Linked DNA regions of Homo sapiens: regions 1 and 3 are each linked to region 2. A link is a loop called in an ENCODE intact Hi-C map of the cell type or tissue named here. Cell type or tissue: MCF 10A. All regions are shown on one strand.

What was found. Peaks named below come from ENCODE experiments on the same cell type or tissue, not always from the same donor. Only the 100,000 strongest peaks of a DNase experiment are listed, where the experiment ranks them.
Region 1: it touches region 2 in a loop (7-fold over the local background); 59 of 110 quality-filtered maps call a loop at or near these places.
Region 3: a loop joins it to region 2, with 8 times the contacts of the local background. A loop is called at or near these places in 57 of 110 quality-filtered maps.

The regions. Positions count from the first base shown.
Region 1 is chr21:37,696,380-37,704,379 of GRCh38, reverse strand. All of the region lies in intron 3 of KCNJ6 (potassium inwardly rectifying channel subfamily J member 6), which reads left to right. KCNJ6-AS1 (KCNJ6 antisense RNA 1) reads right to left here. Exons shown (of 8, transcript NR_183540.1): 2 at 5,686-5,825. Among named protein-coding and RNA genes, the nearest start is that of KCNJ6-AS1, 180 kb to the right of the region's middle. In MCF 10A, a CTCF peak has its summit at 3,567 (motif pointing left); a DNase peak (open chromatin) is centred at 3,519.
Region 2 is chr21:38,349,691-38,357,690 of GRCh38, reverse strand. LOC107985513 (a long non-coding RNA gene) reads right to left here and starts at 5,584. Exons shown (of 2, transcript XR_001755040.2): 1 at 4,822-5,584; 2 at 1,757-3,633. In MCF 10A, CTCF peaks have their summits at 1,468 (motif pointing right) and 4,890 (motif pointing right); DNase peaks (open chromatin) are centred at 1,490, 4,910 and 5,570.
Region 3 is chr21:37,707,526-37,715,525 of GRCh38, reverse strand. It overlaps KCNJ6 (potassium inwardly rectifying channel subfamily J member 6), which reads left to right. Exons shown (of 4, transcript NM_002240.5): 3 at 395-1,315. It overlaps KCNJ6-AS1 (KCNJ6 antisense RNA 1), which reads right to left. Exons shown (of 8, transcript NR_183540.1): 3 at 5,083-5,212; 4 at 1-1,290. Among named protein-coding and RNA genes, the nearest start is that of KCNJ6-AS1, 190 kb to the right of the region's middle. RefSeq lists a silencer at 3,144-3,193. In MCF 10A, a CTCF peak has its summit at 3,185 (motif pointing left); a DNase peak (open chromatin) is centred at 3,175.

The DNA.
Region 1 (8,000 bases), 650 kb after region 2:
AAGCTAAAGTAGTGATAAAAAGCAGGGCTTTGTTTGCTTAACATACTCAGTAATATGTACTTTATGTTTCCTCAAACAAAGTTGGAAAAGGTGTACAACCTCAGGGGAACAAATATGCTGCTGGTTCGTGATCCCCCTAGATGATGTTAAGGATTCGTGAGGTCCGACACGGATGGGTCAAGAGAGATTTTCAAGCACTTTCCTGGTCCCTCCAGCAGAATTTCTTTTTGTTCCCCCAAAGGGACCTCAGCATGTTCAGCATGGCCTGCAGACCCTGTGTTACCCCATACCCCCAAGGCTAGGGGAAGAGAGAGATCATATCTGTTAAGCCAACAACAGATGGGTCATGACTACAAATGAAAGGGAAGGCAGCTTGAGGGGCCACCCACAAACCAGGCCCAGCAGGGCAAGGCGGGGCTGGGTTCCAATACAGCTGCATGGAGTCACATCCTGGGTTTGGTGGATGAATTAGCAAAAGCCTCACCTGTGGCTGGATTTCTCATCCCCGACATTGAAGAGGCTCAGTGTGGGTACTTTGAGTTCCCTGTGCCAGCCAGGCAAGGTGTCCTCCACTACCACATTGAAAGGTAGAATGGCACAGTGGCGTTTCTGTCCTTGAGTGCAGTCTGACACATACTTGACCAGGTACAAGGAGCATCTCATGAACAGTGAGCACCCATGACCCAGGAAGGTGGTGGCCCAGTGGAGAGGGGGCACGGAGGGTGTTAGATGTTTTGTGCACTTGCCTTCAGGGGGTACCTGTCATATGTCTCACCCCAGGGTCTCTTCTTATAATGAAACGAAATCCACAGATGTAATATGAATTTAATATAAATGTTTAGTCTTTTTATCTTCCAACCCACCAAACTCTTGATTTCTACTTTCTTCCCTCTCTTCAGTCTTTCAACACCATCTCCCCCTTAGATAGCAACCTGGTCTCATGCTTAGTTGAGAAAATAGAAGCAATCAGACCGAACACTGGCATCTTCTCACGACCATTTCCACCACATACCTGGGCCTCTCCCTCTTTCCCATTTCTGCCACACACCTGGGCCTCTCCCTCTTTCTTCCCCCCTGTTGCTGTGGAGCCCTGTTCCATCAAGGGCCATCTCCAACTCCCATTCCCTCAGCCTACTCAAAGACTTTTGGACTACAACCATCCTCTTTCTTTCCTCCATCACCAATTTTTCCTAATAGTTCTATTTCCATCAACATCAAAACATTCCCTAATATCCACCACCTCAAAGAACAAACAAAGAAAAACAAAACTATACTTCTTTTGGTGCCATGTCCCTTTCTAGTAGTTTCCCATTTCTCAGCTCTCTTTCTCTCAGGACTTCTAGAAAGAATCACCTGTCCTCTCCTTCGCCACTTTCTTACTTCCCATCTCAAATGGGCTTCCCTTCCCACCACACCACCAAAACTCACCAACAACGTCCATCCCGCCAGATCCAAAGACCACTCCACTGTTCCTGGGTTCCCTGGCCTCTCCACATCATTAGCGCACTTGACCGCAGCCTCCCTCTCCAGCACTTTCTTCCTTGGCACTCATGACTCCCCTACTGCTTTCCCTCCTACCTCAATAAGAGTGCCTTTCCATTCTCTTCTGCAAGCTATTCTCCTCTTCCCAAAATGCCTCAGAGCCTATTCCAACCAGAGTCCTGTCCCCTACTTTCCTTCTCAGCGACTTCAGCCCTTGTCTTTAATTACCATCTTTTTCTATGTGACACTAAATTTCTATCTTCAGTACTAACCTCTCCCCTGAGCTCTGCACTCAAAGATTTAAATGCATACGTGGCCTAACAAGCTTGTACAACCAGTATGGCCAAAGCAGAAGCTAGAGATTTCCCAAGTCCTCTAGAGGCTGTTCGGCTCTTCATCTTCCCCAGGGCCATAAATGTTATCCTGAGCCATACTGTGACTCAAGTCAAAAACTACAGCGTCATCGGAGATTCATCTCAGTCCCTTACCATGGAAATCCTATGGGTATTACTTCCAAAATATGTCTGTCTCTATGGCCACCATCCCAGATTAAGTTGTCATAATGTGGAGGCCGTGACGTTCAACTGGTCTATCTGCTAATGACCACGCTACCAAAGTTCACTTGGCACAGAACAGTCAGAGCTTTTTTTTTTTTTTTTTTTTGTGAGACAAAATCTCACTCTGTCATCCAGGCTAGAGTGCAGTGGTACGATCTCAGCTGACTGCAACCTCCGCCTCCTGGGTTCAAGCGATTCTCCTGCCTCAGCCTCCCAAGTAGCTGGGATTACAGGCGCCCACCACCACGCCCAGCTAATTTTTGTATTTTTAGTAGAGACGGGGTTTCACCACATTGGCCAGGCTGGTCTCGAACTCCTGACCTCAAGTGATCCACCCACCTCAGCCTCCCAAAGTGCTGGGATCACAGGCATGAGCCACCGTGCCCGGCCCAGAGCACTCTTAGTAAGACATAAATCAGAGCAAATCACCTCACTTGCTTAAAACCCTCCAGTGGATTTTCACTGCACTTGGAAAAATCTTTGGCCTATAAGATCCCCCTGGCCTGGCTCCTGCCTGCTTGTCTGCTCTCACCTCCAACCTCTTCCCAACTGACATGTTGCAGCCACATGGGTTTCCAATCCTGAGCACAGAGATCTTGCTCAGGAGGTCTTCTCTGATCACCCAAAAGAAACTAGCTCCCTGACCACTGTGCGTCATACAATGCTGTGTGGCACTCATGGCCAGCTGACATTATGTCATTAATTTAATTATTACCAATTAGAATGTAAGCTCTGTGAGAGCAAGGCCTTGTCTTGCTCATTGCTATCCTCTCAGTACCCAGAGCAGTTCCTGGACCACAGCGGGCCCTGGATACATAGGTACAGAGAGAATGAAAGGAGGAATAAATGAGTGAAATCTCCTATGTGGTCACAAACCAGACTGCTCTCTTAAGCACATAGAAAAGAAGTCTTGAGTCACTTAAAATTGCCACACACACACACACAAAAAGTTAACCTGGTCTTGGTCAAACCTGAAGCCTCTACCTTCTGGCAATGGGAATAACTCCAGGCAACCAGTTCCAACCGCCTCCTCCCTGTCTCCTTCAAGGTTCCCTTCCTCCACCTGCAATTCAAAACCTCGGTGGTTCCCCAGGGCTCTGTCCTGCACCCTCAATGCTTCCCTTCTGCACATTTTCCCAGGCAATCTCTTCCTGCCTCTGGGCACCACCTCCGTCAGTATAGAGGTAGTTCCCACAGGCACAGCCCCATGCCTCTCTCCTAAGCTACAGACCCAGGCAGCTGTGTCCTCCTGGGCATCTCCATTGGGGTGGCTCTCAAGTCCCTAAAATATAATGTGTCCTAAAGTCAGATTTGCTTCCTGTCATGCATTTCATATCTTGATGAAAGGAACTTTGTCTCCCAGGTGCCCAGGTCGGAAATGACCTGGCCGTCATCTTGTGCTCTTCCCTCCCACGTGCTCCACAGCCCAGCTATTCCCATGGGGCTGCTGCCAGACCATAGGCTCTCTTATGCAAATGAGCAAAAGGCATCCCTCCTCAAGACACTCTACTGCCATCTGCTGGGAAGTCTGTGGAATAGGTCTATATAGCTGTACCCCTAAGATGTGGTGAGTTGTGCAGTGTACATCCTGCACAACCATATGAGGCGGCCCTGGCTAAGCTTGTCCATTCCATCTTGTACCTGTCTCTAGTACCCAAACATCCTTTCCTCTCAGGGGCTTGGCCGCTGCCCTGGTTCATGCCACCAAGCCCTCCTGCTGGACCATTACCATGCTCCATACTGATCTCCCTAAATGTAGTCTCTCGTTTTTGCAATTCCCTTCCTCATCATTGTCAGAATAAACTTTGTAACATAAAAATCTCATCCCCTCAACTCCCCGGTTCAGAGATTCTCAATAGCTTCTGAGGAGCTAGAGAATAGAGACCAACCACCTTTGCCTGTCACAGACATGGCACCTCTCCAGGTGTCCTGTCCTTTGCCCCACTACCTCCATAGGCTGCAGACGTTCCTGAATATGCCATGGATTATTTCAACCCTGGCCTGCACATGTGCTGTGACATCGTCTCTGCCTAGGATACCCTTTTCCATTACCTTTCCAATAACTCCTGCCCACAAATCTCCCTGCAAATGCCACCCCTATGGAACCTTTCTCAAAAGTCCTCCCTCTGCTTCTGCTGAGTTTCTGCAAATCTCCATGATGTTTCATGGGTGACTGACCACATGTGGGTGTCCTCAACAGACTACACTTTTGAGGATAAAGATTATGCCTTTTTTTTTTCTGTTCCCAGAAAGTAACACAATCTGGCACATGGTCAGTGCTCAATAAAAAGGATGAAAAAAATAAATGATTTTTCTAAAAATAAGGTGTGGCCTTTCTAAATATGTCTCAGACCCTCAAGAGTTTCCTTTCCACCGGACGCTATGTAATCTGGGCTCTACCAGTTGTGGGCAACATCTGGCTTCCCTATGAAGGCTGTCATGTCATTTAATGTAAAAATTAAAGACACATTTTACTAAGAGTCTATTCTATAGGTTCCCCTCCCACCCAGTATTCACCACACATCTTATAAACTCCATCTGACATAAATACAGAGAGTTTAAAGCGGACATCCAAAAAGCAAACTTGTCCCCAGATTTCAGTCTCAAAATCACACAAGAGACTCAAGAGACTCTGCCAACTAGGAATATCCCTGTGCCCCTTTTTAAAGTGGGTCTAGTCCAACAGAGACTCTCCAAGGCCAGGAGATTGGACTCCAAGAGCAGCCATGCCCCAAGGCTTTCATGCTACCTAATTACATGCTCAGGGACTCCCTTTGATGTTATCCGATTTCCCTGGCAAATCTCCTCCCCTCTGCCAGAGGAACAAGCTGGCTCTCAGAAGAGCAAAACATGGGAAGGGTGATCGCTTTCCAGAAGTTTCTAATTAATATGAATATGAGGTATCCATATCAATAAAAAATGCTCTATCCCTAAGTATCCCTTCCCCCTGCAGTAATAGAGGAGGAGTGGGAAGGATGAGCCTCCAAAACTATGCAAAAGGCCTTTTGAAAGGTAAAAACTCAACAGGCAAGGGGGCCGAAGCTGAGGTGTACTCAATCTGCAGGCAAAGACCTTCCAGAACCTTCCATGTGCCTGGCATTGTACAAAGATAAAAAGGACAAAGTCCTGCCCTTACGGAACTGGTATTTTAGAGCAAGGATTAAGCAAAGAATTTCCTGTAAAAGGCCAGATTGTAAATATTTCAGGGTTTGTGGATAGTCTCCGTCACAACAGCTCAACTCTGCCATAAATTGTGTTTATGGACACATATCATTTTCACATGTCATAAAGTATTATTCTTCACTTTGGATTTTTTTTTAACCATTTTAAAATGGCAAAATTAGCCAGGTGCCGTGGCTTACACCTGAAATCCCAGTACTTTGGGAGGCCAAGGCAGGAGGATGGCTTGAGCCCAGGAGTTCAAGACCAGCCTGGCCAAGATGGTGAAACCCCATCTCTACTAAAAATACAAAAAAATTAGCCAAGCGTGGTGGCACACACATATAATCCCAGCTACTCAGGAGGCTGAGGCATGAGAATCATTTGAACCCTGAAGGTAAAGATTACAGTAAGCCAAGATCGTGCCACTGCACTCCATCCTGGGTGACAGAGCAAGACTCTGTCTCAAAAAAAAAAAAAAAATTACCTGGGCATGGTGGCGCTCGTTTGTGGTCTCAGCTACTAGAGAGGCTGGGGCAGGAGGATCAGCTGAGTCCAGGAGGTCGAAAGGCTGCAGTGAGCTATGATGGTGCCACTGCACTCTAGCCTGGGCAACAGAGCGAGATCCTGTCTCAAACAACAACAACAAAAGTCAAAACTATTTTTAATTCTTTCCTCACATAAAAACAAATTACAATACAATATGGAATGGAATCATATACATAAGAAAACATTTTCGATGAGGAGGGGAACAGCAGGAAGACCATGAGCCCCCCTCCCGCACTCCCAGCCAGAACCGCTCTTCGAGTGGGCACCGCATCATCACTGCCAGGATGCAGCAAGGGCAGCCCCCGCCTGGAGAAGCAGGGCAGCCAGCATCCATTTCTCCTGGACAGGCAGAAGTGGCCACAGTCCATGAGGAGATGAGATCATTTGCATGTGTATTTGCATTTGCATTCTCCCTGGATGAGAAAATAAGGGGGAGATGAGGTTTCCTGACCTTTGGGAGGAAGATAAAATTGAACTTCTGTTCAAAAGCAGAGATCCCGCAGTAAACAGTACTATTATTAACATTCTGTTTTCAAAGAAAATGATAAAAGAGCATGAGTGTCTTTGTTTAACGAGTGTTTGCACCAATGCCCCCATTTCCTTTTGGGCTTGCTCTGTCTTTCTTTGGGTGAAAAGTACTCCCACTACTTAAAGTGTCCCAACTCCTCACACCGACATTTATTCTTATCATAAATGCATTTGAACGTTAAAGGTCCCAAACTCCACCCACTCCAAAAGAGACTCTCTTTGTGCAAACTCCTCTCTCTCCCACCCCTATTTGCCTAGGAGACTGAGTGTAACTTAGAATAATGTACCATCAACAAATATAAATCACACATCCACACCACACAACCTTATCCTCTCTCAGGCGATTGTGGAACACTGTCTATGCAGAAAGGCACCATTAACAAACTCTTTGAAAATGCATCCAATCACACAGATCAACTATTGCCAACATGGCCCCCAAGGAATATTGTTTGAACTTTCTCATCACCAAACCAACCAAATGTGGTTGGTGGGAAGCCCTCACAAAGACCCTAAGATGTGGTTTGGCTTAATTCCTATCCAGCTGATAGGCAGGACCTTGGATCAGAATAATTGCAACAAACGCTTGAGTACCAGTAGCACATATGAAATTTCTCAACTCAAAGTCGTTTTCTTCTAGAATGGATTTTCCCTGGAAAACACACATTGGGAATACTCAGGTTCTTCCCGGCTTGCTTTGTTCTCTGTCTTTCCCACCCCACTTTCTATGGCTCCTTTCCCCCAGCCAATCGAAATTCTTCACACCCTGTAAGGTCCAAGCAAGCTCTGCCTCTTCCATGAGGCCTCACAGGGTTCAGCCAATCCTGTGCTCCCTCCTCAAACCAGTTTAGCTCTCCCCAGCAAGGGGAGCACCCCATTGGCCCCTGTTCTGTTTCCTACTTCCCCCATGTCAATGACATTTCTCCAGGCAGAATTAAGCCACACGGTGGTCAAACAATCGTCTTATGGTCTTCTCGCTCCCTCCTCCCCTTGGCACCATGCTGAGCACATGAAGACCACAGCACCTGTTGGTGACAATTTAGGGAGCCTGTCAAGATACCTCTTGGCCTGACTGTGGATCCAAACCACAGGAGAGTTCATTGAGGACAATTTGATGAGTGAATCTGGCTACAAAAGCTCAACACAGCTAACTCATTTCAGATCATGAAATTGATCCTGTTCGCCATGCTACCTCAGGAGCTAGGGGCAGAAGGAATGATCTTCCACATTTTACCACATCTATCATTCTCTCTAGATATAGACACACATGTAGATGTATGTGTGAATGCATGTATACATGTGAGTTTTTTTAATCATTTGAAAGTAAACTGTAGGCATGATGCAGTTATGTAAAAGTGAAGACAGTCTTACAAAACCACAGTGTGATTTTCAAAATCAGAAAATGCATATTGACATAATGCTACTATATCTAATCTGATATAGTAGCATCTGCAGACTTGATTCAGATTTTGCCAATTTTTCCAACCATTTCTTCTTATATTCTAGGAAATCCCAGGTCGTACTTTGTTGTCATGTCTCTCAATCTCATATTATCTAGTGGAATTCTTCTGTCTTTCCTTATCTTTCATGACATTAATTTTTTGAAGACTATAGAGCAGTTATTTTGTAGCATGTGCCTCAACTTAAGGTTTTTAATGTTCTTTTCATGATTAGATTTAGGTTATGTCTGTGGGGCAAGAATACAAAGTGGTGCTGTGTCCCTCCCAG
Region 2 (8,000 bases):
TCAGCTGTATAACTCTGTGGGACAGGCCTAAAGGGGCACCCATATTTATTTCCTCGGGTAAACACATGTTGTCGACTTATGGGGTCTCCACACAGGTGTGTGAGGCCTATGCTGTTAGAAGCTTTATTCTGTAGATGGAGATGCCAGGGCACAGAGGGTTTAAGTAGCCTGCCTAGGGTCACACAGCTCAGCAGTGCAAGACTGACATGCAGGCCTAAAAGGTGAGGTTTCCCGCCAGCTGATGTCCTTCCCTGTGACTATCAGGACTTGCAGACTTTGGGCACTTTGTAAGTGTCGTTTGTCTGTTGCCTTCATCTTTCTAAATCCTTTTCTATCCCTGGCCCCCTGGAACTTCTTTCACATCAGCTTTCCCGAGGGTAAACCATGTCTAGGGTGAAGTGTTTTCATGGCATCCTTTTCTTTTTCTGGGAAAGGTGCAGGGAGCACTTCAGGATGCACCGTCAAAACCCTCCCCCCGCCGCCATTCCACCAACCCCCACCAGGAAGGCCTCAGAAGCCTGGTGTGCAGCAGCCCCCGCTAGGAACACAGGAGGGTGCAACCCGAACCAGCGCCTCCCAGATAAGGGCCTGGCAGGCAGGGACTGGGCAAGTAACCATCCTACCTCATATAGAGGCATCCTGGGGGCTTCCATTGTTCGCTCTCCTGGGAACGCCCAGGGCTGCAGCCTTATCTGCTGCTGGCACAAGAGGCATCTTTTCTTATTGAATCGGGAACAGGATCTTGATAAGGCAGCCTTGGCCATCAGGGATCATCAGTTTTAACGTTCCTTTCTCACTCTGGAATAGAGCAAGATTTGTGGAGGCTGTGTGCTATGAGCAGGCAGGGAGGCTCAGCTTCCCCAACCCACCCAGGAGCCTGGAGAGAGGTCTCAAGACTGAGCCTGTGGGTGCACCCTTCCCTTGTTGAATATCACTGTATGTATGTGTGTGTGTGTGTGACCATGTGTCTGCCTGTCCGTGTGTGTGTGTATCTCTGGTGTGAGTCCCTGTGTGTAAATGTTTCTATGTGCATCTCTGTGTATGTGTTTGTGGCCCTGTGTCTGCCTGTCCGTGTGTGTCTGTGTATGTATCTCTGGTGTGTGTCCCTGTGTGTATATGTTTCTGTGTGTATCTCTGTGTATGTGTTTGTGGCCCTGTGTCTGCCTGTCCGTGTGTGTGTGTGTGTGTATCTCTGGTGTGTGTCCCTGTGTGTCTATGTTTCTATGTGCATCTCTGTGTATATGCTATTGTGTGTTTTGTGGGTTGCAGTCTCAGAGCTCTAATTCCTTTGAAACAGCCTTTCAATCCCTTTAGGTGGGGAAAAGTTTGGAGTTGTTAACCCCGTTTTACCGGAGAAGGTCCACTAAAGAAGAACCAACGTCAGAAGCTTTTCTAAAAAGACACCCTGAGCCCAAAGAGTTCCTGGCTCCAGAGGAACTCCCGCCCAGGAGGAGATGGGCACGAATCCCACGGCCCACGAGGTGGCGCTAGAGCCTCACGCACCTGCCCCTGCGGAGGGAGCACGGAGTCCGCACTCATTACCTCTCTGGTATTTTACTGCCAAGGCTGCGTTTATCACTCTAGAGTAACTCAGAGGCCAATTGTGGCACCGCACGGAACTCCCCAAGGGCCATAGCCTCGTTTTGTGGACGCTGAGACTCAGGACCTGCTAGGGTCTGGGCAAAGGGGGCTCAGTACATTGGTTGCGATGACCAAAAATAAGCAGAACCGTGATCACTTTGATGACAATATATTCTAGAGTTTCTTAAAAAGTATTTTTAATATTGTTTTGCTTTCCACAAGTTGGGTGCAGTACAATTGAAGAAGGGGATTCTGAGGCCTTTCATCTGTCAGAGTTAGCGTAGGGCTGGCTGTGGAGCTGGAAGTGGGGCATCTGTCACAGAACCCCCCGAAAGCTGTTGAGACTTGGGAAGAAGATTGGGACAAATGAGTTTCATGGGCTCCTGCTGCTGGCTGGAGCCTGTGTCCCCAGGTCCAGGCCTAAGGAGGAGAGGACTTCAGAACTGACCACCTTCAAGTCTCCTGCTGGCGGGAGCTTCCATGTCTCTCTCGGGGACCCAGTGTCCCCACAGGCTGGCCTGGCACAGGCCTCATGGCTGTGGGCTGGTGCTGGCACCCACTCCTGCCTGCCTCGCTCCTGCTTTTCACCTGTCCCCATGCCCATGAAAGGGTCAGCATCCACAGCTGCAGCCACCAAGCCCAACCTCTGGGACAAAGACGTGTCTTGGTTTTGGCCTTTGGGGCTGGGCAGCCCAGGTGTTGTCACTCAGACTGTTCAAGGACCTCTAGGGCTCCCCTTTCCCACTGTGGCCAAGAAGACCTACATTTCAGGGCCCAGCACAGCAGACACTTTCACCTTCTAAGCCTCTCATAACCAGCTTCAGCCAAAATGACCCCTGTCCACCCCAGCCTCCTCTTCTGCATTTTCCAACTTGCCTGGCATCTCCAGGACCCGGGAACCTTAGCACATCTCTACCTGCCTGCCTACAACGTCCCCAAGATGCGGGACAGTGGCCCCTTGCCACCCCTTAAATTCTCTCTTGCCCCCAAGGCACCTGGGACAAACCTTGTTCTTAAGAAGAGTAGAACAAATATTCATAAAATGAATTAATGTCCAAGCTCTTTCTTTCCCTATAGAGTCCTTGCTTCTCTGCCTCTCTCCCTTCTTCTCTCTCTCTTTCTGTCTCTGTCTGTTTCTCTCACCCTCCATCCTTATCTAAAGCTGGCAGAAAAAGAGACTTTATTTAAACCCAGGGGCAGGAACTTGATAAGGCAGCTTTAACCATCAAGGATCATTACTTTTAATATTTCTCCCACACTCCGCAGTAGATCTGAGCCAAAAGATGGAGAAAGGATTCCCCTGCTCTGGAATATGGGAAGATTTGGGGAAGCCAGTGTGCAGAGGACAGGCTTCCACCACGAACCTGGACAGGGCCTGGAAAGAGATCTTGGGACTAAATGTGTAGGTACACACTTCTCCTGTTAAATGCTTCTGGGAGAGTGTGTGTGTGTGTGTGTGTTTTGTTTGCTGCAATATCATATTGCAGTTCATATTGATGGGAGAAGTTTGCAGTTGGTCCCCCACTTAACTGGAGAGTGACCTCCAAAGAAGAGCCACTGTGAGAGACTTTGGAGCAGCAGATCTACAGATGGCCCTTGGGGTGTGGGGACACCACAGTTATTGAAACACAGAGCCTCCTGCAGACTGCACCGGCTGCGCCCTCCAGGGCCCAGGCTTGGTCCCTCTTCCCATGGTGCATGGGAATCTCTCCACACACAGGGCTGTGCTGCTCTACTGAGTCAGCGTAGAGTGCTTGATGGCACGAGGAGAGCGGGGCCGGCCAACGTCATTGGATGAAGGCTTCAGTCGTGTTTCCACAAAACATAGACGTGTTCTCCTTTGTCGATCCTCAGTAAGGGCACACCAATGTGATTTCTGTTATTAATATATGCTCTTCAGTTATTCACAAAAGGTGATGTGTCCCAGCACTATTACCATCTGTGAAGGCTTGTTTTGCTTTCTATCTCTTAATCAGATGTCCTCAAGTTCAAAGAAGCAGTTTATTATACATGTTTGGTCATTGATGCAACCACCGAAGACATCATTGCTTTCTAGTGAAGGGAAGCGTCATTCCTTTTTAGTGAAAAATCATTAAATTTGGAGTCAGAGTCCCCACCGCTCTCACTAAGAACCTGTTTCCATGTGTTTGTGTGTGAGACACTCATTGATTACTTCAGCTCCTTCTCAGATAGAGTTCAGAAAAGCACCTCAGATTTAATGAGGAAAATGCAGGCATATGAACTCCTAATGGAGTAAGGAGAAGATGAGAGACCATTGTGCTTCTCAGGTGACCAGAAACTCCTGTTATTTTAGTGTAATACTGTCAGCCTCCCATTTGTTCACTCCAAGATCATTTATTAAAGAAGATGGAGAAGGAAAGCAACTTGAGCTGAGCACTTTCAAGGGGGCGGGTGCTTGCTGCATGCAGGCTGGGGTCTGAGATGGATGGAGCTAGTCCCTGCCCCCTAGGAGCACAAAACTGAGTGCAGCAGCTCTAAAAATCAGGCCCCCAGACCACCTGCATCTGAATCACGGGGTTTGTGTGCTAACAATGTGCATTTGTGAGTGTGGCCTAGATTTATGCTGCCTTTACTGCCCATGCTACAGAAACACCGCCTGGTGGGTAACCTGGACAAGTCAAGTGAAATCCTAGCCCAGCGTCGTAAGTGGTGTGTAAGGGAACAGCCACTGAAAACCAAGATGATGGCAAACACTTGCTCATGATCTGTCACAGGCCTGCACCGAGTGCTGCAGGTGTGAACTCCTGTAATGCTGCAACAACCATTCTAGGTGGTGTCTGCTGTCAGCCTCATTTTGTGGGTGGGGAAACTGAGGCACAGAGAGGTCAAGTAACTTTCCAAGGTCACACAGTTGGAAGGCTGAGGGGATGCTAAACACAGTGGTCTAGCTTCAGAGTCCAGGATCTTGAGTGCTAGGCTACCCGGCCTCTGCTGGGGTGTTAGAAGGAAGACCCTCTGTGTTAGAAGGATAACTAACCACTTAGAAAATTCAGTCTTTGAAGGTTTGGCTTGAGTTGTAGATTTACAAACTGGGACTGAAATTTGGAAATACTGGACCCGATGAAATTAGAGAGAAAGAATGGTTTGATTGGAAGAGAGACAAACAAAGGTATGCAGGACCTTTATAAGGAAATAAGTAAGAATGTTTCCCTTGGAAGAAGCCCTGGGGTTCCAGTCTGAAACTACAGTTGAAAGAAGGAGAGGACCAGCTGAACCTACCTGGGGCCCCATGGATGCTTCTTCAGCCCAAGGAAACAATTTCATGCTCCTCCAAGAGATGGCGCTGGCGTTTCTGAAACCAGAATGGGCATCTCTCATTCCAAAGCTCCGCAGAAGTCTTTGGGCTCCTATTTTGTTTGTATGATTGCTTCAAACTTGGAAAACCTTTACCTCTGTTCCACCATAGTAGGGAAAATACACTCCTCTGCTGGTATTAGGTTGACCAGGCAACTGGCCATAATCAAAGCTTTTAAAGCTAAGTGTCTATAGATCTGTAGGCAGGAACTGAGAAAGAGAACTCATTCCGGTTGAGTATCCACCAGGTGAGGAGTTGCACAAACCCCTAATCTTCTCGACCATGATTCTGTTGAATAGGTTATTATTTTTTTAATCCTGAAATCAAGGCTCTGAGTGGTGAGACTGCTTGCCAAGCGACATGGCCCATGCATGCTGGAGCTGGGATGGAAACCCGGGCAGATCTGATGCCTCTGCCAACTCCGTTTCCACCACACCACTCTGCCTTAGAGGATTGTAAAGATGTCTGTGCCTATGAGACGAGCCATCAGTTATCATGTACTCTGAATATAATGCGCCCCCACACCAAAAAAGGGAAGTTGTTAAATTCCAGGTGCTAATTTGTTTTCTTAGTATTTGCTTTTCTCCTGAAGGTGGAAGCCAATCCGATTAATTGAGGGCTTCAATTAGTTGCGTGCAGGCTAGCTCTAGGGTTTCGTGTGCTTCCTGCTCCAAATTGCTGTGTGACGAATCACTCACAATCCACACAGCTTAATATCCCTTACAGGAACAGTCAGTGAGGACTTCCTTTTTAGGAAATGAAAAGCAAACAGAAAGGTCTTTTATTTCAAGGTTCTTGAATTTCTCACCCTCTGGTCCTACTTTACATCTTCAAAGCTTAAGTGTGAAACAAAGGAAAAGTAGAAGAAAAGATGTGTAACAGGAGGACCAGAGTTAAGAGACTCACAGAATCATTCTCTCTCCCTCCCTCTGTCCCTCTCCCATTCTCTTTCTTTCATTCCTCTCTCCTAACCTCCTGTTCTTCCTTCCTTTCTCTTTCTCCTTCCCTCCCTTCCTCCCTTCCTTCCTTCCTTCTTTCCTTTCCTGCCTTCCTTCCTTCCCTTTCTCTCTCTCTCTCTCCCCCTGTCCTTCCTTCTCCTTTCTCTTCCCTTCCTTTCCCTCCCTTCCCTTCTTTCTTTTCCCTCAGTATGGGGTGAGGAAGGATTAGTTACAGCCAGCAGAGGCTATGGAAGCCAAAGCTTCTCCGATTTATACGTGCACATGCGATCACTCCAGGATCTGGAAAAGATACAGACTCTGAGTCGTGGGTCTGAGGTGAGCCTGAGCTTCAGCATTTCCAGCAAGCCTGGGACATGCTGGGCAGCAAGCCTCATGGAGGCGTCAAGGAATACAGCGCCGAGCATCAGCCGAGCCTGGTCTTGCTCTGATGAGGCCCAACGGGGGCTGGTGACGGCAATGAGGAGGCCCGGCCCTTGCGAGCAGCCAGCAGCGCCAGGACCAGCTGTCCTGAAATCTGCAGGCTTGCATCTTGGCTCTTGGGGATCTTTTGAGCTCAACAGGCTCCCATGAAGTCCAGGGAAAGGGACTGAGGAGGTGGAGAGGGAGAGATGAAGACACGGAGGGCATCGTGTTGGGCGTCCCTGTGAATGGTGGAGGAGAGAGAGGTGATGGGATGTGCCCCTTTCAGGCTGGACCCACCCAGCCCCTCTGAGCTTCAGAATCCTCCAAACAGAGAATCAGAAAACACCCCAGATGTGAGATTAGGGTTTTCCAAAGTGTGGTGCAGCTACAAAGGCAGCCCAGTCTGAGTTTCCAGGGATGGGACCGCTTGCTATGCTGCCCAGGCAATTCTGACCCACAGCAAAGTTAGATAACCACATCACCACAGCGCTCTCCAGCCTTGAAGGCTTCTCCTTCCCAGTGAGCTGAACTCTCTTCCCTACAGATGTCTCAATAGGCTTGGGGGAGGGGCTGCTGTACCCAGTCCTTCTCTCTCTCCAGAGGAACTGGAGGCCACTTAAACCTGGTCCCATAGCTGCCAAGAGTGGGGCCAGGACAGAGTCCAGATGGGTGGCCTGCCCCCTCTGCACAGCCACCTCCTTCTCCTCTTGCCCTCGGCAATGCCCTGCTCAGCAACCTACTGCTTCCCTCTCAGGCATTTGCTCAAGTCTGTATCTCTTGCCTCCTATCCCAGTATTTCCAACCCACCTGTGTAATGCATTCCTCACCTGACAGCACACTGAACTTTCCGATCAGATCCCTGACTGCCTCTGCCTCCACGCACACATTTTCTTTGGTTCCCAGCTACTACAGAGAAAAGCCCCACTCGTTACTTCTGAAGAAACTCGGCAATTTGTCAGTGGCTTACTTGCCACCACTCCGCTCCGCATTTCCCAAGCTTCAGCCATGCTGACCACCCCATTTTCCTCATTTCCAGCTTCCTCAGTTTGCTTATACTTGGAAACTCATCTTTCTAGAGCTCCTTAGCCCTCTGCTTCTCCCTGCCAAAATCTTTCCCATCCTTGTAGGCCCTGCATAAATACTCTTTTTCTCTAGTGACTTCTGTGAAGTAACCACTCCCTCCTTGGACTGCCTGTGACATTACAAATGCCACTGTGTAGCTGGAAAGCTCTTTGCGTCATTCAGAAGTGGGGTCTTATTCATCTTGAAATGCCCAGAGCCTAGCCCAGTGCCGGGCACTTTGCAGATGTGCAACACTTATTGACTGGCTGAGAGAGTGAATGAATTATTGAATGAATGACTGTGTACACATGGCCCACCCTAACCATTTGAGCTCCATGATCCCCAGGAATTTAGGATCTTCTACTGATTGATGAAGGCAATTAAGCAGAATTTTTGTGTCTTTAGCCCAAAAGGTATAAACAAATATTGTTTGCCCTCTGTTTATCTTTCCCTGAATAGATAGTTGGTAGCAGAAACGTGACATCATAAAGGCTAACCACAAAGATACACCGGAGAAAAACTGATTCTGTTGGTCAAACAACTAAAATTGTCTGTGTCTTAGAATTTGTGAATATTATTTATTGGATTTATTCAAAGATAATGGAAACTGTTTGTGCTCTTATACTATGAACTGTGATTCTAAAACCATTTTCAAAGTCAAGTCAAGTAGTTTAGATTTT
Region 3 (8,000 bases), 640 kb after region 2:
AGTAGTAGAGCTAAGCCTGTCTGAATCTAAAGAGGACTCCTTCATCAGAGCTTACTGCCTCTCCCATGCCACAGCATCTCAGAGTTGGGAGGCATCCCTCTGTGAGAGCTGACTCAGTAGAACCTGCTGGCAGGGACACAATTTTGCAGCAATAAGCTCCGTCCTGGTGGGCAGGATGGTGAAGTACTTACACAAACTAGATCGAAGAGCACAGAAGTCCAAGTCAACTAGAGGCCTATCCAGATGGTGTGGAATAAAAATGGCTTTGTCTACTTTGTTTATAGCTACACAAATGGTATTTGGTTTCACCAGCCCATACAAAGTGTGCCGTTCCATTGTCCTCAAAGAGCCAGCCTTTCATTCAGTGTTTCTTTTCTTTTCTCCAAACCACCAGCTAACGTCCTGGAGGGCGACTCCATGGATCAGGACGTCGAAAGCCCAGTGGCCATTCACCAGCCAAAGTTGCCTAAGCAGGCCAGGGATGACCTGCCAAGACACATCAGCCGAGATCGGACCAAAAGGAAAATCCAGAGGTACGTGAGGAAAGACGGAAAGTGCAATGTTCATCACGGCAACGTGAGGGAGACCTATCGCTACCTGACCGATATCTTCACCACATTAGTGGACCTGAAGTGGAGATTCAACCTATTGATTTTTGTCATGGTTTACACAGTGACCTGGCTCTTTTTTGGAATGATCTGGTGGTTGATCGCATACATACGGGGAGACATGGACCACATAGAGGACCCCTCCTGGACTCCTTGTGTTACCAACCTCAACGGGTTCGTCTCTGCTTTTTTATTCTCAATAGAGACAGAAACCACCATTGGTTATGGCTACCGGGTCATCACAGATAAATGCCCAGAGGGAATTATTCTTCTCTTAATCCAATCTGTGTTGGGGTCCATTGTCAATGCATTCATGGTGGGATGCATGTTTGTAAAAATCTCTCAACCCAAGAAGAGGGCAGAGACCCTGGTCTTTTCCACCCATGCAGTGATCTCCATGCGGGATGGGAAACTGTGCCTGATGTTCCGGGTAGGGGACCTTAGGAATTCCCACATTGTGGAGGCTTCCATCAGAGCCAAGTTGATCAAATCCAAACAGACCTCGGAGGGGGAGTTCATCCCGTTGAACCAGACGGATATCAACGTAGGGTATTACACGGGGGATGACCGTCTGTTTCTGGTGTCACCGCTGATCATTAGCCATGAAATTAACCAACAGAGTCCTTTCTGGGAGATCTCCAAAGCCCAGCTGCCCAAAGAGGAACTGGAAATTGTGGTCATCCTAGAAGGAATGGTGGAAGCCACAGGTAAGATGTGTTCTATCCTGGGATGGCTGTGGGATAGATGCTCATTTTAAACTGGACCTGATGTTCTTATCTATTACAAGATCTAGAATACTGAACCTCACTCAATATTGACAACATCCCCTTGCTTCATGACATAGTATGCCTACATGTCTCACCTGAAGTATATCCACCAAGAAGCCTAACCATTTAGTTTTTTAAAGCCCTTTGGAAAATAAATTAATGAACAATGAAAAATCACCATGTAATATATTTTAAGTCTCCAAATATTTACCTAAATTAAACTCTGATCTGTCTCTAAAGCATGTTTTAAATGGCCTTAAAACATTGCTAATTTAAATACTTGAGGTTATTTGTTACCAAGTTAGAAGGAGGAAGTTAAGCCTTTCAAAGGAAGCCTGACAAACTGCTTTAATAAAAATGCAATTTCACCCATTCTTTGAGAGTCATTTATAAGGCCTATAGCATTGGTTTTTCTTTTGTATGAAGTGAGTGCCTAGTATCTCTCCACATTCAACCTGCTGAGCTCCCAGTAAGTATAAAGCTGCAGACACAGTAAATAACTCTAGCAGAAAAGAAAAAAGTTGAAGATCCATTCATCTTAATCCCGCCGGCCCTCCTGCTGTTAATGGCTAATCATTGGGATGTTTTAGGGAAGATGATCTGTTCAGGAAATAGAGAAAATGGTCTGTTTTTACTGACGTCTTCGCTCATGTCTGAAATTTGCACGTTACACATCCCAACAGCAAAGCAGGTTCTGCCCATGTTTGTATGTAACATCCCCCAAAACAGAGCCATCAGCTAGGACTCAAGATAACCATAGTGCCTCACGGGGAAAGTATAAACCAGAACCCTAATTCATTAAGGTCTTTATTGTTCTTTGAGGTAGTAATAGTGTCTTTGGGGTCCTTTTTCCTGATACCATCAGCCCTTTTACGCTTTTAAGTCTTCAGCTTGAGATTCAGGTGGTTTATATTGTCTGAAATTGCATGACCAGCAGGCTGGCCCCATGTTCTTCATCAACCTGTGACAAGTAACTTAATCCTGTGATCCCTTTTAGGGAAAAGCCATGGGTCCCATGTTTCTACCTCCCTGTACCCAACAGGCAAGGTCACAACCTCTCACAAATTTCTTTTACGGTGGTGGTGTGAAACTTTTGCTATAGGGTTTTTAAATGCAGCAAACAGTGAAAACGTGAGTAAAGGGCTTTGCATGGAGCTCAATGGTAGGAGCGGTCTCCTTTCCATAGAACAAAAGGCACAGGAACCTAATCGGAAAGTAGCTTTAAAGAATAACAAAAGTCACTGTTGCAAAATAAGACATAAGTGCTCCAGGTGTTAACAGGACTATCTGTACCTTGAGCCTGATTTGGGGGTGCATTTGTGTGGCAATAGTTGGGTGGGGAGGAGGAAGGGAGATAGAAGGGAGAAGTAGAAGGGAAGGCAGGGGAGGAGGAAGGGGAGGAAGGAGAGGAGGAGAAGGGGAGGAAGGAGGGAAGAGAAAGGGAGGAAGGAGAGGAGGAGAAGGGGAGGAAGGAGGGAAGAGAAAGGGAGGAAGGAGAGGAGGAGAAGGGGAGGAGGGAGGGAAGAGGAGGGAGAGAGGAGGAGGGGAGGAGGGAGGGAAGAGAAAGGGAGGAAGAAGAGGAGGAGAAGGGGAGGAGGGAGGGAGGAGGAGGGAGGGAAGAGAAAGGGAGGAAGGAGAGGAGGAGAAGGGGAGGAGGGAGGGAAGAGAAAGGGAGGAGGGAGAGAGGAGGAGGGGAGGCTGGGGAGGAGGGAGGAAAGAGAAATAATTCAAACAGGGAGCTGTCACTTTCCTACAGACCAGAAACTTCCCCAACCTCAGCTGAGCACAGGGACTCTGGATCCCCCTAGCGGCCACAGAGCTACAGCCTCTGACACTATGAACTGACCACTCAGGATGCAGTTTTTCTTTTCCCTTTTCACCATAAATTCCCCCAAGAGGACATGAGAGAGGGCAGTGTCTCCAAGCTCAAGAAGCAAAAACCACTGGAGACGTACCCTCTGGTTACTGATGCTAGTCTGAGCTTTAAATTGTGGGAGTTAAGCTTTGTGTTCCCTCAAACCAGAGCCCAATCTCTGTAAAATAAATGAATCTGGAATAAGCAAATTATCTTTGTGATGTCCCTGAGTCAGAATTCTCCCTGGGGCAGGCCCTGGCTTTCTGATGACAGCTGGTAATGAGTGAGCCTTTCCAAAGGGAGGAATATGGTTTTCTTGGTAATTAACAGTGATACTTGCCTCTGAGCACCCTATGGCCTTTCTACAGCTTTCATAGAGAAATCTGAGTAATTACCAGCAAAATCAATCCAAACGCTCACCCCATCCCTGGGAAAAGGCAACTGCTACTCATTTTCTTTTAAAAAATAGTCTTCTAATTTCTAGACTTGGGGGGGGGGTTCTAGAAAGTTCTGGAGGTGTCTGGAAACTGGAAGTGTCTTGGTCTTTTCCTCAGGGGAATCATACAACTCAGTACCCCCAGCACAGCTGCTCTCTTACGCTTCAGCAGGATACTGTTTCTTTGTGAATGAAAAGCTCAATTAGGATTTATGGGCATTAAACAGGCCCTTAGGGGAGAAAAATGCTTCAATCTCTCAAAACCACAGGAAAAAAAAATGTGGACCAAATGCACACTCGAGGAAAACAAATTCACAGGGATCTAATTATTCATTGTAGTGCTGGACTGGAAATCAGGAGCCGTGATAATAGCAAGCTGACACAAAACAGCTTCCCCTGCGCTCATCACTTCTTTCAACAATGTCGCAGTTGACCTTAACCTGCTGTGCTCAGTGGTCTCCACGAGCAGGCCTCTTCCAGGGAGGAGGGAAGGCCCACATGGCCACCTTCACGCGGTGCCCTCTTCCCTGTTAGGAAGCAGGCATCCTGGGCACAGGATGATCCCAGCGTGGTGTTTTCCGGAGACCGGAGTTGTCCCACAGGAGGCCACCTGGGTCCTTCCGTCTGCTGGGAGCTCAGGCCCGGTGCAGGCGAGTGGTGCTCTGTGGATGCACTGCCTTCCAATGCCAGCCGCATTGCAGGGTCAGGTTCCATTTTTAGAAAACGAAAGTGGGCTCCTTGAAGGCTGGAAGCGAGCCCCCCTTTCATGGCCTTGAAGGGACTGCACAAAAGACAGACCCATGCCCACGCAGAACAGCCCCGAGTCCTTTGTGAATGGCTTTGGCCTGGTCCCGCCTGAAGTCAGGAGGGACATGCCAGGCGACCTTTCAAGAACCTTCCAGTCATGTGGTTCTATTTTTGAAAATGAATCAAACCCTGGAAAATTCTGACACCAGCCACTCAGACATCTAGGAGTTGGCTGTGTCTCATCTGCAGATATATTTTTAAAGGGGGCCGTTTATGTTCCTGACACATGGGCGATTTTGAGATAGTGGTGTTTACAGAAGGTTTCATAGCTACGTAAACAAACGTGCTCAGCAGCTGTGGCCCATGTGTGTTAAAATAGTAAAGCATTCATATAGACTGTTATTTATAGAGGGCAAATGGGCCTCGAGGCAAGATGACAGCCACGCAGCGCTGGGCTTGCTGCCAGTCAGCCCCCACTACGGCCTTGCTGATTGACGAACTTCCACATTTACCCCCAGCGATTATACAACTGCGACAGGCAGCACTTGCCCACTCCTCGGCAAATGTGCTGGCAAGGATGAGTCCCCGTTAAGCCTTTTGGTTATTTTACACTTCTTTTGATGGAACCTATCAGACTTACACAAAAACAGACCCAGTAGTATCACTAACCTCTGTGTCCCCGTCATTCTGCTCCAGTGATTATCAATTCAGGGTCAAACTTGCTTCCTCTGTATCCCCACTCATTGGCTGCCCACCAGAATCACATCATCCTCATCTGCAAATATTTCGGTATGTGCCCCTAAAAGATAAGGATTCTTTTAAAAACATAGCTATCATACCATTATGACACCTAAAATAATGACCAATAAATTAAGATCCAACATCTACCAAGTGTTCAAACTTCCAATCGTCTCTTACATGTCACTGTTTTTTATATTTACAATCAGCTTGTTTGAATCAGGATACAAATAAGGTTAACACATGGTGATTGGTTGAGATATCTTGTAAGCCTCTTAATCTATGACTTCTTCTTCCATCTGTTTTTTTTTCCAATAAGTTTTTCTTAAAGAAGATAACTTCTGAAAGATTTAAATACTGCATAGAACACTGGGGAGAGTGGAGGATGAAACACACCAGAGAACACTTTATAGACAAGGAGGCAAGGCCAATTAATCGGAAGTTGCCATCTGGGAGTTAACAAGGAGGACAGCCAGTGTTCACTGGAAATAGGTGAAGGCAACCCATCACCCATCCTTCACCACAGAAAAGCTCAGTTCTGTCACTAGTATAGTTATTCCCAGGCAGAGAATTTTAGTCACATAAATCACACCACAGATCATAAAATTTTTGAGTTGGAGGGAATCTTTGCCCATTTCACAGATGAAGAAATGGAACCTCAACAAGACCCGTGACTTGGCTAAGGTCAAATAGCCACTAGCAGGGCAGGACCTTGAAAGCCACAGCCACCAATGGTGTTGTCGGGCACTCTGTGTTCAGTGCCCTTTGCACCATGAGTGCTGCTGATTCATGATGATTCGGCAGAGAAATGCACCCAGAAAAGACACCTGATATTTCTTTTCTTTTCTTTTCTTTTTTTTGAGACAGGGTTTTGCTCTCGTTGCCCAGGCTGGAGTGCAGTGGCGTGATCTTGGCTCACTGCAACCTCCGCCTCCTGGGTTCAAACGATTCTCCTGCCTCAGCCTCCTGAGTAGCTGGGATTACAGGCATGCACCACCACCGCGCCCGGCTAATTTTGTAATTTTAGTAGAGATGGGGTTTCTCCGTGTTGGTCAGGCTGGTCTGGAACTCCCCACCTCAGGTGATCCACCCACCTTGGCCTCCCAAAGTGCTGGGATTACAGGTGTGAGCCACCGCGCCCAGTCAACAACTGATATTTCATGTGCAGATGACTGGTATTAATGTGCCCTCAATTCTTTTCTCTCACCATTAGTTCTTCCTTTCCTTTAAGGTTCTTCTGTTTCCAAATGTTATCAATTCATTTTTAAATTACGTAGACATTGACATGAATTTTAAACAACCATGTATCAGAATGAGATGTACCACAAAACAATTCTGAAATCAAAATTAAATAAGCATTGTCTACAAAAATACCCCTGGAAGAACATGATGTTCTGTCAGGTCTGATTTCCAGGCACATTTTTCTTTACTGTAATCAAAAATGCCAATCTACCCTAGCAGGGGAGAATATGAGATTGCAGCCTTTGAAAAGATAAGACTGCTGAGGGTAAGCATCACCATGCTCTTAAACTGTTTCTAGTAATGATATTTCATAGCTGCTACATTTTTCAAATCTTATTTTTCTCCTTTTGATAATTTACTGCTGATCCCTCCATTGCCAAGCCATTATCTCCAATTTTACCATTTTTTATCTTAAGAGTTATAACCCCAACCACCCAGCCTGGGAAAAGAGTTAATTGGTGAGCTCTGAAATGCTAAGAACTTGGGTAAAACTCTTCATAGAGGCATCTTCCTGGAGGAATCTCTATAAGGAGTGATTTTTTTCAATTTAAAGACATATGGAATATGTTTTTCCTAGGTCAAAATCTGCCACCCGTAAATCAAGAAATCCAGCTCTCCTTTCTTTTTGAGCATTAAGTGTAGCTCATTTATTCAGGGCTTCCTTCCAATATGTCTATCTCATTATAATATATCCCAGTAGTATCATTGGCTGGCTGGGTAAAAACTGGTGACAACTGCTCCCCAAATATGGTAAACTCTCTATAATCCTCCACAGCTTGGGGACACTGTGTTCTGGTTCATCAGATGTCTTAACAATTGGATTTTGGATGCTATGGTGCACACATAGAGTCTTAACTTTTCTACCACTCCTTCCAAAAGGCAGGCTACTGTAAGAAACCTAGCATTATAACTCCACTAAACATTTCCCATACTTTAGAAGACAAGGAGTCAAGGTCACCATATATTACTGTGATTGAAAAAGGCAAAAATTGTTCATTGTTCACCAATACCAGAAAATCCATTGTTCTTCCTTCTCCAAATGGGCCATAAGAAGCCACTAAATTAGATGCTCAATAGAAGTGAGTGATGATCTCTCAGTATATACAATGTGGAATTCAAAGCCATTGGACAAAATTGGACTAGCATCTAAATTTAGCTCAGACCCAAACTCTAAAGTCAATACTCATCTTCCAAAGGAACAGCATCATCCAAATTAGGAGATGAACGTCAAATCGTGTGAAGTCTCTAATTAGCATATCCTTAAACAAATAGAGTTTTATTATTTCCTAGGGCATTCAGTAATACAAGTGCGGACAGCAGGTTGCCAGCAAAGCAGTTTTACTCAACAATTTCTAATGACCGGAAGAGGATCACTGGGGAAAGCTATGTAAATTATTCACACACACACATGCACAGATACTAAACAGCTAAGCAGCCTGAGGTGCTGCTGCTTCAGTCAATCATGCCCTTGCTCCACAGTGGCACACCCACCCACTTATAACCTTGTTTGTTATATTAATTACTTAGTAAGCTTCTTTTTCCAAATTAACTTCTCTGGCTATAGCTCAGTTCATCTGTGCCCCTTTGTGTCATTTACAGCATCAGGC